2 separate regions of the Mus musculus genome follow, and region 1 is linked to region 2. A link is a contact called in ENCODE Hi-C data. All regions are on one chromosome and are shown on one strand. Each heading gives the region's core, a stretch centred on a gene start or an enhancer-like site at or near the end of the contact. The rest is flanking DNA. Distances are from core to core; before and after follow the strand shown.

Evidence for each region. Hi-C counts contacts between places; a loop is a spot of excess contacts on that map.
Region 1: a map of left cerebral cortex shows a loop between it and region 2 (4-fold over the local background). The contact joins the promoter of Chit1 here to the enhancer-like site in region 2. A Hi-C loop is called at or near these places in 2 of 37 maps with a recorded cell type or tissue (left cerebral cortex and v-Abl transformed pro-B cells).

What each region holds. Positions count from the first base shown.
Region 1 is chr1:134,107,378-134,112,904 of GRCm38, reverse strand. It overlaps Chit1 (chitinase 1 (chitotriosidase)), which reads right to left and starts at 1,663. Exons shown (of 12, transcript NM_001284525.1): 1 at 1,543-1,663. It also overlaps the pseudogene Gm8618.
Region 2 is chr1:133,710,205-133,715,651 of GRCm38, reverse strand. Atp2b4 (ATPase, Ca++ transporting, plasma membrane 4) reads left to right here. Exons shown (of 20, transcript NM_213616.4): 19 at 422-598. Among named protein-coding and RNA genes, the nearest start is that of Mir6903, 14 kb to the left of the region's middle. Within about 2 kb of position 2,885, at least 2 of the 3 ENCODE cell types and tissues checked have a DNase peak (open chromatin) inside an H3K27ac peak, as active enhancers do; they include left cerebral cortex, where a contact is called at or near this core.

The DNA.
Region 1 (5,527 bases), core at 414-2,913, 400 kb before region 2:
TATGGGCTGCACTGTTGTGGCTGCTGTGAGCTGAACTCTGTTACTCTACATGACATGAGAGCAAGCGTGACTCTCTTAACTGTTGAGCCATCTCCAGCCCCAGGATTTTTAAAACAAACAAGTATATTGATGGTTAAAATGGAGCCTCTTTCTCTGCACCCCCCGGGTATTGGTTATGGAGTGAGTGGGAGTCAGTGCTGTTTCCTGGTTCCTTACAGCCCCACAGTGGCACAGATGGAGGGCTTGGCTGTGCTGCTTGTGGGCAGGAGGGAAGCCCCAGAGAATGACCTCTTTCTAGAGCTACTGTGTACCCATGGCTTCTTTTCCATGGTGTGGTTCCCTGCCTCAACCAGCACAGTAAAGTCCTTGATTCCTGCATGTGACACTCAATTCTAAACCCACCAGCCCCCTGAGACTCTGTGATGATAGCTGTCTGGGCATTGTCTATTAGGTGGACAAGTGAAAGCTCTGGCCACATCGGTTATGATTTATTTTAATTGTCATTTTAGGGCACAGGTCTACTAGTTTGTTTGTTTGTGTCTTAGTTGGGGTTTCCGTTGCTGTGAGGAGACACCATGACCAAGGCAACTCTTATAAAGGCAAACATTTAACTGGGGCTGGCTTACAGTTTTAGAGGTTTAATCCATTATCATCATGGTAGGAAGCATGGCAGCATGTGGGCAGACATAGTGATGGAGAAGGGCCTGAGAGTTCTACATCTTGTTCCAACTGCAGTCAAGAAAGGCATCCTCAGGTCACTTGGGGGAGAGTCTCAAAGTTCACCCCCCACAGTGACACACTTCCTCTACCTCTCCTAAGAGTGCCATTCCTTGCACCAAGCATATCCAAACCACCACATTCTACCCCCTAGCCCCATAAACTTGTTCAAACATATGAGTCTATGGAGGCCATACCCAGATTAACAGAATGCAAAATATATTTAGTCCAACTTCAAAAGTCCCCATAGTCAATAGCAGTCTCAACAAGGTTAACTATCTGTTGTTCAACTGCAAACACACAAGCAATAAGCGTAGCTTGCTGAAAATCACCACTCCCTTAATCTGTTTATCTCCTCAAACACAGGATTTACCTACATCGCACTTCCCGATGCCCATTTTGTATTTTTCCTTTCTAAGCTTGCTACACTTGATCAAAACACTCTTCATGGGAGCGAACCAGAGGACAAAGTCTATGCTGGGCTTTTCTGAGACTTCTTCTGTCAATGCAATTAATCTGATTCTCTTTCTTTGCCTTCGCCTTAGCTTCAAGCAGACTCTTCAGACAAGGGCAAAAAGCAGCCACGTTCTTCAGCATAACTTCATAAGAATGTTCTCCAAGCAACATACTAAAATTCCTCTCCTCTGAAACCCCTTGAGCAAGGTCTGCACCATTCATATCACCCTCCAAACAAAAGCATGGTCAGGCCTATCATAGCAATACCCCAGTCTCTGGTACCAACTTCTGTCTTAGTTAGGGTTTCCACTGCTATGAAGAGACAAGGCAACTCTTATAAAAGCAAGCATTTAGTTGGGGTTGGCTTACAGTTTCAGCGGTTTAATCCATCATCATCATGGTGAGAAGCATGGCACTGTCTAGGCCGACTTGGTGCTGGAGAAGGAGCCGAGAGCTCTACAACTTGTTCCAACTGCAGTCAGGAGAAACTGACATCCTCCGGCCTCTAGGGGGATCTTAAAGGCCACCACTACAGTGACTCACTTCTTCCTACAAGGTCACACCTTCTAGTAATGCCACTCCCTGGGCCAATCCACACTACCACAGTTTGGCTTTGTTTTTATGAGACAAGGGTTCTCTGTGTAACCTTGGTTATTCTCAAACTCTAGCTGAAGACCTGAACTCACAGAGATCTGCCTACCTCTGCTTCCTGAGTGCTGGGATTAAAGAAAAGCCTGTGTCACCACCACCACCCAGCTTTTTTTTTTTTTCCAATTTATTTATTTTTATTTTGTGAGCATTGGTTTTTTGGTCTGCCTGCCTGTCTGAAGATGTCAGATCCTCTGGAACTGGAGTTACAGACAATTGTGAGCTGACATGTGGGCGCTGGGAATTGAACCCAGATCCTCTGGAAGAACAAACATTGCCCGTAACCACTGAGCTAACTCTCCAGCCCCTAACTGCTGCTATTTTTTTTTTAAAGCTTGCTACAAGCCATATGTTGCTACGTCCTGAGTATGCCACCCCATCCAGCTCACGGTTACCATATCTCTTGACTACAGCAAGAGGCCAGGCAGGGTAGCTGACAGGCAGGGCAGCTGACTGACATCATCTAGGCGTGAGTAGGCACACACTATTGTTTGCTCAATAGGAGAAGCACCCAATGGCACAATGATTTCCATCCTTAAGCAGAGATGGCTGTAATGTTTCTCATGCAATAGCTGATGAAGGTACAGAGGAACACAGAGGGACTCAAACCCACATACTATGGTAGGGGAGTGTGGGCATAAGAACCCTCAGACTCAAATCCCCAACACACACACACACACACACACACACACACACACACACACACACACACAGAGCAGCTAGGTAGTTTTAGACTTGTCCTTGACTTCATAGTCATATGGCCAACCGTGTGTGTGGGGGGTGGTGAATCTCAAAGAAACAAACTAAAAAGAAGAAACTGCCCTGATACATTCATTTGCTGCTAATTGGACAAACCCAGTCACATGACCATACCTAAGTGGATGGAAGTCTGGGAAATGTAGTCCTCCAGGGTTTTGTGTGTGTGTGTGTGTGTGTGTGTGTGTGTGTGTGTGTGTGTGGTGGGGAATACTGGAAGATGTATGTATCTTACCATGAGAAGACTGTTAACTGGAGCCTCAGAAGCACAGTACGTACAGTACGTAGTGGAGTCTGGAACATACATACACAACACCCACCTCCACCCACCCACCCACCCTCACTCACCCCCAGCCCCTCTTCTTCCAAACCCAGATAGTCTGGGATGTGCGATGACTTCTCTTGAGCCACCATGACCATTCCCATCGTCATACTCTTACTTTTAACCCCACCAGACTCCCAGAATCAGCTAGAAACTTTTTTTTTTCAGAATATGAAAATTTATTCCTATGTTTCCATTGTCAAATTTTATGATCTTGGCCGTTCTTTCTTGCCTTTGTATAGAGCCAACAGAGAAACATTGGCTACTTTAACCACCTTAAAGCGGACTCCAGGAACATCACCTACAGCATGACCTTTTCGACCAAATCCAGCAACCGGAACTTCATCATTTTCCTCAATGAAGTTCAGGCAGCCATCATTGGGCACGAACGCTGTGATCTTCTTGCCGTTTTTAATGAGCTGCACCCTGACGCGCTTCCTGATGGCAGAATTTGGCTGTTTGACCTCAACCCCTACTTTTTCCAGCACAATTCCCTTTGCATGAGAGGCGCCCCCAAACGGATTGGCCTTCAGGGCTGTGCCCAAGTGGGCTTTCTTGTACTGTCTATCATGCCACTTCTGGTCCTGTCGGTGACTGCGGAGCTTCCGGGCAGTTCGGAGACCACGACACTTGCCCATCTTGCGGGCGCCACGGGCCTAAGAGAAAGCTTTTTTGTTTTTTGTTTTTGTTTGTTTGTTTGTTTTTTTCTAGACAGGGTTTCTCTGTGTAGCCCTGGCTGTCCTGGAACTCACATTGTAGACCAGGCTGGCCTCCAACTCAGAAATCTGCCTGCCTCTGCCTCCCAAGTGCTGGGATTAAAGGTGTGTGCCACCACGCCCGGCTCTAGAAACTTCTTATGAGGGCTGATTGGGAATCTAGAGAACAGATACCCTCCACCCCTTATAAGGACCTGTAACTAAGTCTACTTAACAGATCCTGAGGCAGGCTACCCTGGTGAATCCACTGTGCTGAGATGCTCTCAGAAGGGTCTCAGGCATCTGAAAGCCAGCCAGGGGCAGAAGCCGAGAGTGGAGTATATTGTGCACTCTCGGCTCAGAGCCGGCTCTTGGTGGGCATCAGAGTCTCACATGCGTCTATTAAAGATTTCCAGAGGCAGACATCAACCTTTGGCCAGACAATCCTTGTTCACAAGTTTAGAGTAGAGCCCAGAAATCTTTCTTAGGTCATATCTTCTTCAACATTTATTTGAAGTTGTACATTTTTCTGGTTTACTTCCAAAGGGAGCCCCTCCCCCTCTCTGATAAAATTAAGACTCTGGCAAAATATCCTGTTTATCCTTTATGGACCCTGGTTTTTGACATAGTACTCACATTCCTCCATGTCACTGTGCTGATGCATTCGGTTTCTATACAACGCTAGGCCGTAAGGACTATTTTCCTGACTGACAATATGTCGGGAAACAGAGGTTCAGAGATGGAGCTCTGGCTGCCCAAAATAACACTGATCTGCTGAAGTGGGACCCGGGTCCCAGGCAATGGCTTCAGATCCTTGTCCTGTAATCACTGGGCTGCATCTTCCCCGGGTTCCCTGGGTGTCAGGTTGATCTATTCTAGGGTGGCTCTTGACTATACGAGAGAACCAAGGAGGAAAGGTGACCAAAAGAAACCCTCTCCTAGGTGACAACAGGAGCCTTGAGGATTGCGTGTCACTCACTCCAGCAGACACACAGCCTACAAAGGTCCCTGGAGAGGTAATATGACGTCCCAACTTGGAGCCCATGCTGCAGGTAGCCAGGACTAGATAGGAGTGGGGAGAGCCAGCCCCTAACTCAGTCAAAGCACTTACTGATGATGAAGGTCCAGCGAGCAGAGACCAAACAGCCAGTCCCATGAAAAGCAGCACGTGTGCTCTGTCCCGACTGTGTGAGACACGAGCGGCCTCATGGCCCTGGGCATGCTGAGCACAGAGGGAAGGTGCCCAGGAGTCCCCTGGTAAAGACAGGCCTGGCCCACGCTCTCTGAGGAGATTCTACGTGACCTCCAGCCATGCCCTGGGTATGTGATATGCACTTCAGTGCTCCCTGGTCATCTGGGGTGCCCCCCAACCCCACTGCCCTTGGATGGAAGCTTCTTCATGGGAGAGATGTCACAACCTCTTGTCCCAGACTTAAGTACCCCCTACAGGCCCTTGGTCTGTTAGGGGCTTTTTCTGTGGATTCCTGTCTCCACCCACCTCATGAGTAGTCAGTCAGCAATGATCGATGTCTGCTCACCTCAGCTGTTCCTGGCAGAATGGGATTGGAATAGGGAAATGGTTCAGAGCTGGCCGGGATGGGGTGGAATTAAGAAGGGAGTTGGTGCAAGTGAGATGGTTTAGTAGATAAAGATGCCTAAGGTAACCTGATGACGAGTTTGATACTTGGGGCCCACATGGCAGAAAGGACTTTGGGACCCGCACGACGGAAGTAGAGAACCAAAGTTTTCTCTGACCCCTCGCCCTTCCACTGTGTTATGTTTATGTGAGCGCACACATACAAACACGTACACTGTAAATAAACTAAAATGAAAAGTGCCGGGGAGTAGGGCTATGGTTCGGTGAGTAACCTGAACTTGAAGGCATTTGCTTACCAAGCCTGAAAACTTGAGATGAATTCCCAGGGTCCATGGT
Region 2 (5,447 bases), core at 1,636-4,135:
CAATTCGTGTCTCAGTCCCTCCACCCCACATGTACAACGCATTTCTCTCCCAGCTCGATTTGCCCTTGGCCCCATCTTCCTGATGTGTGCCTGCTTTATAGCTCTGTTCAGTTGTCTTAAAAAAGACAAAGATCCCACTGGGAAGGAAGAGTCAAGACGGAGACAGAGTGTGAGTGTAATGAAGTGGCTGGGAGATTACAGGAATCAAGTCCCCTTCTGTGTGTCCACAAATGCTGGCACCTTCCCAAGTGCAATCAACTGGAACAATGGGTTCATCTCCTGGGCAGCTTAGTGCTTCTTGGTGCTTCTCAGGTGGGAAAGGCTTGAGGCTTAGGAGCCTCCCAAGGGCCTGGCTCAGGCCAGCTAACATCTTTTCTTCTCCAATGTGGCTGTTGTCCCCTTTGGCTGTGACTGCTCTCAGGTCATCTCTGCAATACCTACCAAGTCTCTGAAGTTCCTGAAGGAGGCTGGCCACGGCAGTGACAAAGAGGACATCAGCAGGGATACTGAGGGAATGGACGAGATTGACCTTGCCGAGATGGAGCTTCGCCGAGGCCAGATCCTCTGGGTCCGTGGCCTGAACCGGATTCAGACTCAGGTACTCTGTGGTGGCCTGTCCTTACCCTGGGAGAAGAAGTCTCCCCATCCTGGGAAAGGGTAGGAAGGCAGTAATTCCTGGCAGTCAACACCTTTACCCCTTTCGTAAGGCTCACTGTTCAAGCGCAGCCTGTGTTCCTTAACTTCAGGGCCAACAGGGCCAGAGGTCTCTGGGGGATTCCTCTAGGAGGGACTAGTCGGCAGACTGGACCATGGGCCAACAGACTGGACCACGGTCCCCGAGTTCCTCAGCTGTGGTTAGCCCTTCAACCCATCGCCACCCCCACCCCAGGTTTGTCAGTGGAGATGTCTTCCCACATAAGGTCTATTCCAGTACCAGCCACGACCCCAAGATAGGGACTGTGTAGTCCCTTCCCTGCCCTGATGGAAGAACTAAGAGGCCCTGATTTTATAACACTGGAAGGAAAGCCAGCATCCCTGACTGGTCGAAGTGAGAGCTGTTATCTGGGGAGGTCTTTGTTAAAGAAGCTCACCTTCTTCCATTGTTCCACCTTGATGCAAGGCCTCTCTGGGGCATCTGATGATTAAGTAGCTATAAACAGCAGTCTCTCTGTGCCTGATATCTTTGGAAGAATTCAGACTGGCTTCCCAAAAAGGGAATTTCTGAAACAGAGTACAAGTGAGTCCCCTGCTTGTAGCCCTAACCCCATTTCCCCCGACTTCCATGCATCGCTACTGGGACAGCTTCGGAGACCCCTCAACCTTTTATGGTTTTAGTCCCAAGATTCCCAAACAAACCGTCAATTCCAAGATCTTGAGGGGACTGTCCTGAGCAAGACCTGTTTCTTCCCCCTAGTTGGCGAGAGATCAAAATATTTCACTTTCAAAAACTGGCCTTTGGCTGGTTTAGAAAATTGCCTGGCCAGCCTCCCCCTCCCCCATCCCCTTTAGTGTACAGGGAAGACAAGCTAATTCACATTTTAAACTGCTTACCTGGTAGGAACTGCCTCCCACCCACCCCCAACCCCCCAGGAAGACACCAGGTAGAAAATGGGCAAGATACAGGTCGTAAACCCTGGGCTCCTCTCCTCTTTTTCCTAGGAAGGGAACTGAATCCTGACTTACATATATCACCTCATGATAGCAAGTCCCCACCTCTGCCCACCCCCACCCCCACCCCCACTGAGTCCCTTGGGTGCCCGTAGAATTTAGCACCTTGACTTCCATCTCTTCAGGTCTGCTCCTTTCAAAATAACCTCTTTGCTTTTCTTCCCTTCAGGGTCCTCTTCTACTGTGTGTTTGCTTTTTTTTTTTTTTTAATATTTATTTATTTATTTTGGTTTTGTCCCTGTTTTTTTCCTGGCCAGGATCCCCTCCTTCCAGAGCCTCCTTGCTTCTTGCCAGTCTTCTTTCTGGGGAGCTGAGATTCATGGCTCTTCCTTTTCCTGCACTCCCAGTTTGCATCCCCTTTCCGTACCTCTCCGATCTCCACAGCACACATACCTTCAGGCATACCTCTTTCCCTGCTAGAATGGAAGGGAGCTGGGCCAGATTGACTTTAAAACCTAAATCTGAGGCCAACCATGTGGTGCACATCTAACAATCTTCAGGAGGCTGAGGTGGGAAGATTCCTAGTTAGGCCAGTCTGGGCTGTGTAGCTAGACCCTACCTCAAAAAAAAAAAAAAAAAAAACAAGCAAAAGCCTAAACAGCCTCCAACAGCAGCCTATTGAAGATGCCGCTGATAGGATCCATCCACAACATTGTAACTGGCACCTAACTGAGCAAATGAGACTGAGTGTGCTAACTGCATCTTCCATGTCCAAAGCCCTCCCACCCCCATCAGGAGGGATTTTGTTCAGTCTCAGGAGGATTCCAACAAAAGCCCTTACAGTCTGGCTGCTGGTCCCCAATTGCAACACGTGGGGTGGGAGATGTTGCCAAGTGACTGCCCAGTGCTGGCTGGGATTTCCCCCTTCCCCTGGCTCTAGGCATTTCCTCCCTTCACCTTTACCCTTTAGTTTGGGGGAGGAAAAAGCACTAGAAAGCAAACATTTGAAGAATTAAAGGGCTGGACTCTTAGAACAGTAAACTCAGAATGCAGTTTTCATTATGTAAGTTGGACCCTGTAACACTCTAAGCTCCTAGGAAGGAGCCTCTACCTTCTTAATGGGACTGAAATCCGCCCCCTAAGGGCAGCCCTCACCTCCTACAGCCTCAGCCAGCAGGCCACTGTGTGGGGAAGCATTTTTAGCTCATACTTGGTCTCCACCCCTAAGTATTTCATGGCTTCTCCAGAGGCTCTGTTTACAAGAACAGGAGTCTGACTCAGGAGAAACCTTCCTTCTGGGGATGCAGTCACAGAATCCCAATCGATCTCTGAAAGATAAAGGAATCCCTTTCTATTTGCTCCTTATTGCTTAGGAGTCAAGGAGAAGGGTGGTAGATTGATTAAGACCCCAGATCATTGCTTACTGCGGGAAAGCGATGATATTAATTGCCTCCATCCCTAAGAAGGAGAAAGCGGAAAGCCAGAAGGCTGCTGTGGTAGGCGGGTGGGGGAGAGTGGCAGCAGCGGCAGCCTCCCAGCGTCGCCAGCACCAGTCTGCCAGTGAAGGTCTCCAGTGCTTAAGTCATGAGTGAGTTTCAGAATTGTGCGTCATGTACCAGCAGAATCCTAAGCACCACTGCAGCTGGAGGAAGCGTCAAAAAAGACACCTCCTCCAAACCAAGCCACTCAACCTGGCAGTCTTTTCACCAAGGCCACTTGTGTGGACTGCTATACTGCCCATCTTCTTTACACACGTGTTAACTTCCTGGGAAATTTGCAAAAACAAACAAACAAACAAACAATTAGTTGACTTAGTTGGTGTAGAGGCTCTTGGGTCTTACATTTCACTAATATGTACTTAGTTTCTGGTATGTCAAATTGCATGCCTTATTTTTAATAGTACAGGTCAACATAATGAAAAAGCTACCTGTTACCATTGGGGAGAAGTTCTTTTGTGCCTGTCCATCCTAGGCTACAGGGGAAAAGGAAACCCAATCCTAGCTGGGTGTTTGAAAATCCATAGCAAATTGTTCCTTAAATGACAATGACAGTGTGGTTTGCAATTACTGCCCTCCCCCGCCCCACCCTCACCTGTTGCTCTGGGTTTAAGGGAATAGCTCTCTTGATCTCCTACCCCTCTCCCCAGCCCTCCTGACCCTGCCTTCCTCTTCCTTCTCTCTGACTGTGGAGCAAAGCTGTCTCACTCTCTGATTCTTTGCAGATTGACGTAATTAACAAATTCCAGACGGAAGCCCCCTTAAAGAGAGTCCGAGAGAACATGACTCAACACCTTGATGTAAAACTGGTTCCTAGCTCCTATTCCGCAGCAGTTGCATCACTCAGAACTTGCCCCTCCATCTCTTCTGCCATCTCTTCTGCAGTTACATCTCCTCCTGTGGGCAGTGAGTGAGAGTATGTTACAATGCATGATTTACTAAAGCGACCACAAGAGAGCACGTGGCATCCACTTTAACCAACCATGGTTACTAGTGCTTTTCGGGTCCCCCACCCACCCCTTTGATCTTTTGACTTAAGGGAAGAAAAGAAAAAAAAATTCTACCCTACCCCAGCTAAAACCAGGCTGGATACCCTGGTTTCATTTTATTGTTTTTTTTTTTAATGTTGGAAAGTTATTAACCTTAACTATTTTAAAGACGATAACCCTGTTTTCTGATTGTTCCTCTGCATTGCTCGCTGCTTCTTTCCTTGAGTTGCTTTGTTTTGTTTTTCTTTGTTTCACCCCGTCCTGCTTTGTTCCTCCCCTCCTCTTCTAACTCCGCCTCTTCAGATGTGACATTAATTCCACCCCCACCACCCCCCCCCACCACCCCCCCCCCGCACCCCACAGGACTAGGAACTCTGTGTACTTAGGGGTGAGGGAGCCTCTGCCCAGGGGATGCTTAGCCAGGGTCTGTCCTGATGGAGCCAGTACTGAACTGTTCACTGATAACAGTCTTTTTGGCTACCAGTGTACTGTTAGCTGGCAACAAAAGTTGTAACTTAGATTGGAAAGAGGAAGTCAGCTCAACGAGTGGTGTCTTACCTCTCAGAAATGACCTTAAATCAAACTCTAGTTCCAGAACCAATTAGCGCACATACAACCCAGCTGTCGGAGGCTAAGGCAGGAGGATTGTGAGTTTACGCCCTCCCCTCCCCACTTCTCATTGTTTCGTCTAGTTTGATTGTCCAGCTAGCCTTTGTATCATACTTTGCATATTCCGTTTTAGGAAACCCTGTCTGTCCAGGCTTAATTGGCACCTGTCCGGTTTTAACGTAGGACTTGCTGCTCCCTCTGGTAGATTATTAGACACTTGCTACTGCCTTCCTGTTTCTGGTCTATTTACCTTCCCAGAACGGGAGGCAGAGGGGAGACAGTCAGCACGGTTTCCAGTGAGGGAATGTCCTCTGTCATCACACATGTTACATACTTGAGTGTCCCATCCATCCCTTCCCACAACCAGCCCTGAGTTGCCAGTGGCCTGTGATCACATGACTGCCCAGGCTTCAATTTGTTTTTGCCTTTTAGCCACCCATAAAAGTTCTGGTAAGAGTTTTGAGTTGAGGGTGGGGTCAAAGTGATACCTGCTGTTTCTTGAGGCCCAAAGGCAGGCCTGAAGACACTAAAAAGTCTTACCCTGCAAAAACCTCTCCTTCTAGTCCTGCCACATTCCTCTACTAATCTCTTCTCTCTCTTAGTTCTGCCCTCCCTTTCTTTTTTTTTTTTCGAGACAGGGTTTCTCTGTGTAGCCCTAGCTGTCCTGGAACTCACTTTGTAGACCAGGCTGGCCTAGAACTCATAAATCCGCCTGCCCCTGCCTCCCGAGTGCTGGGATTAAAGG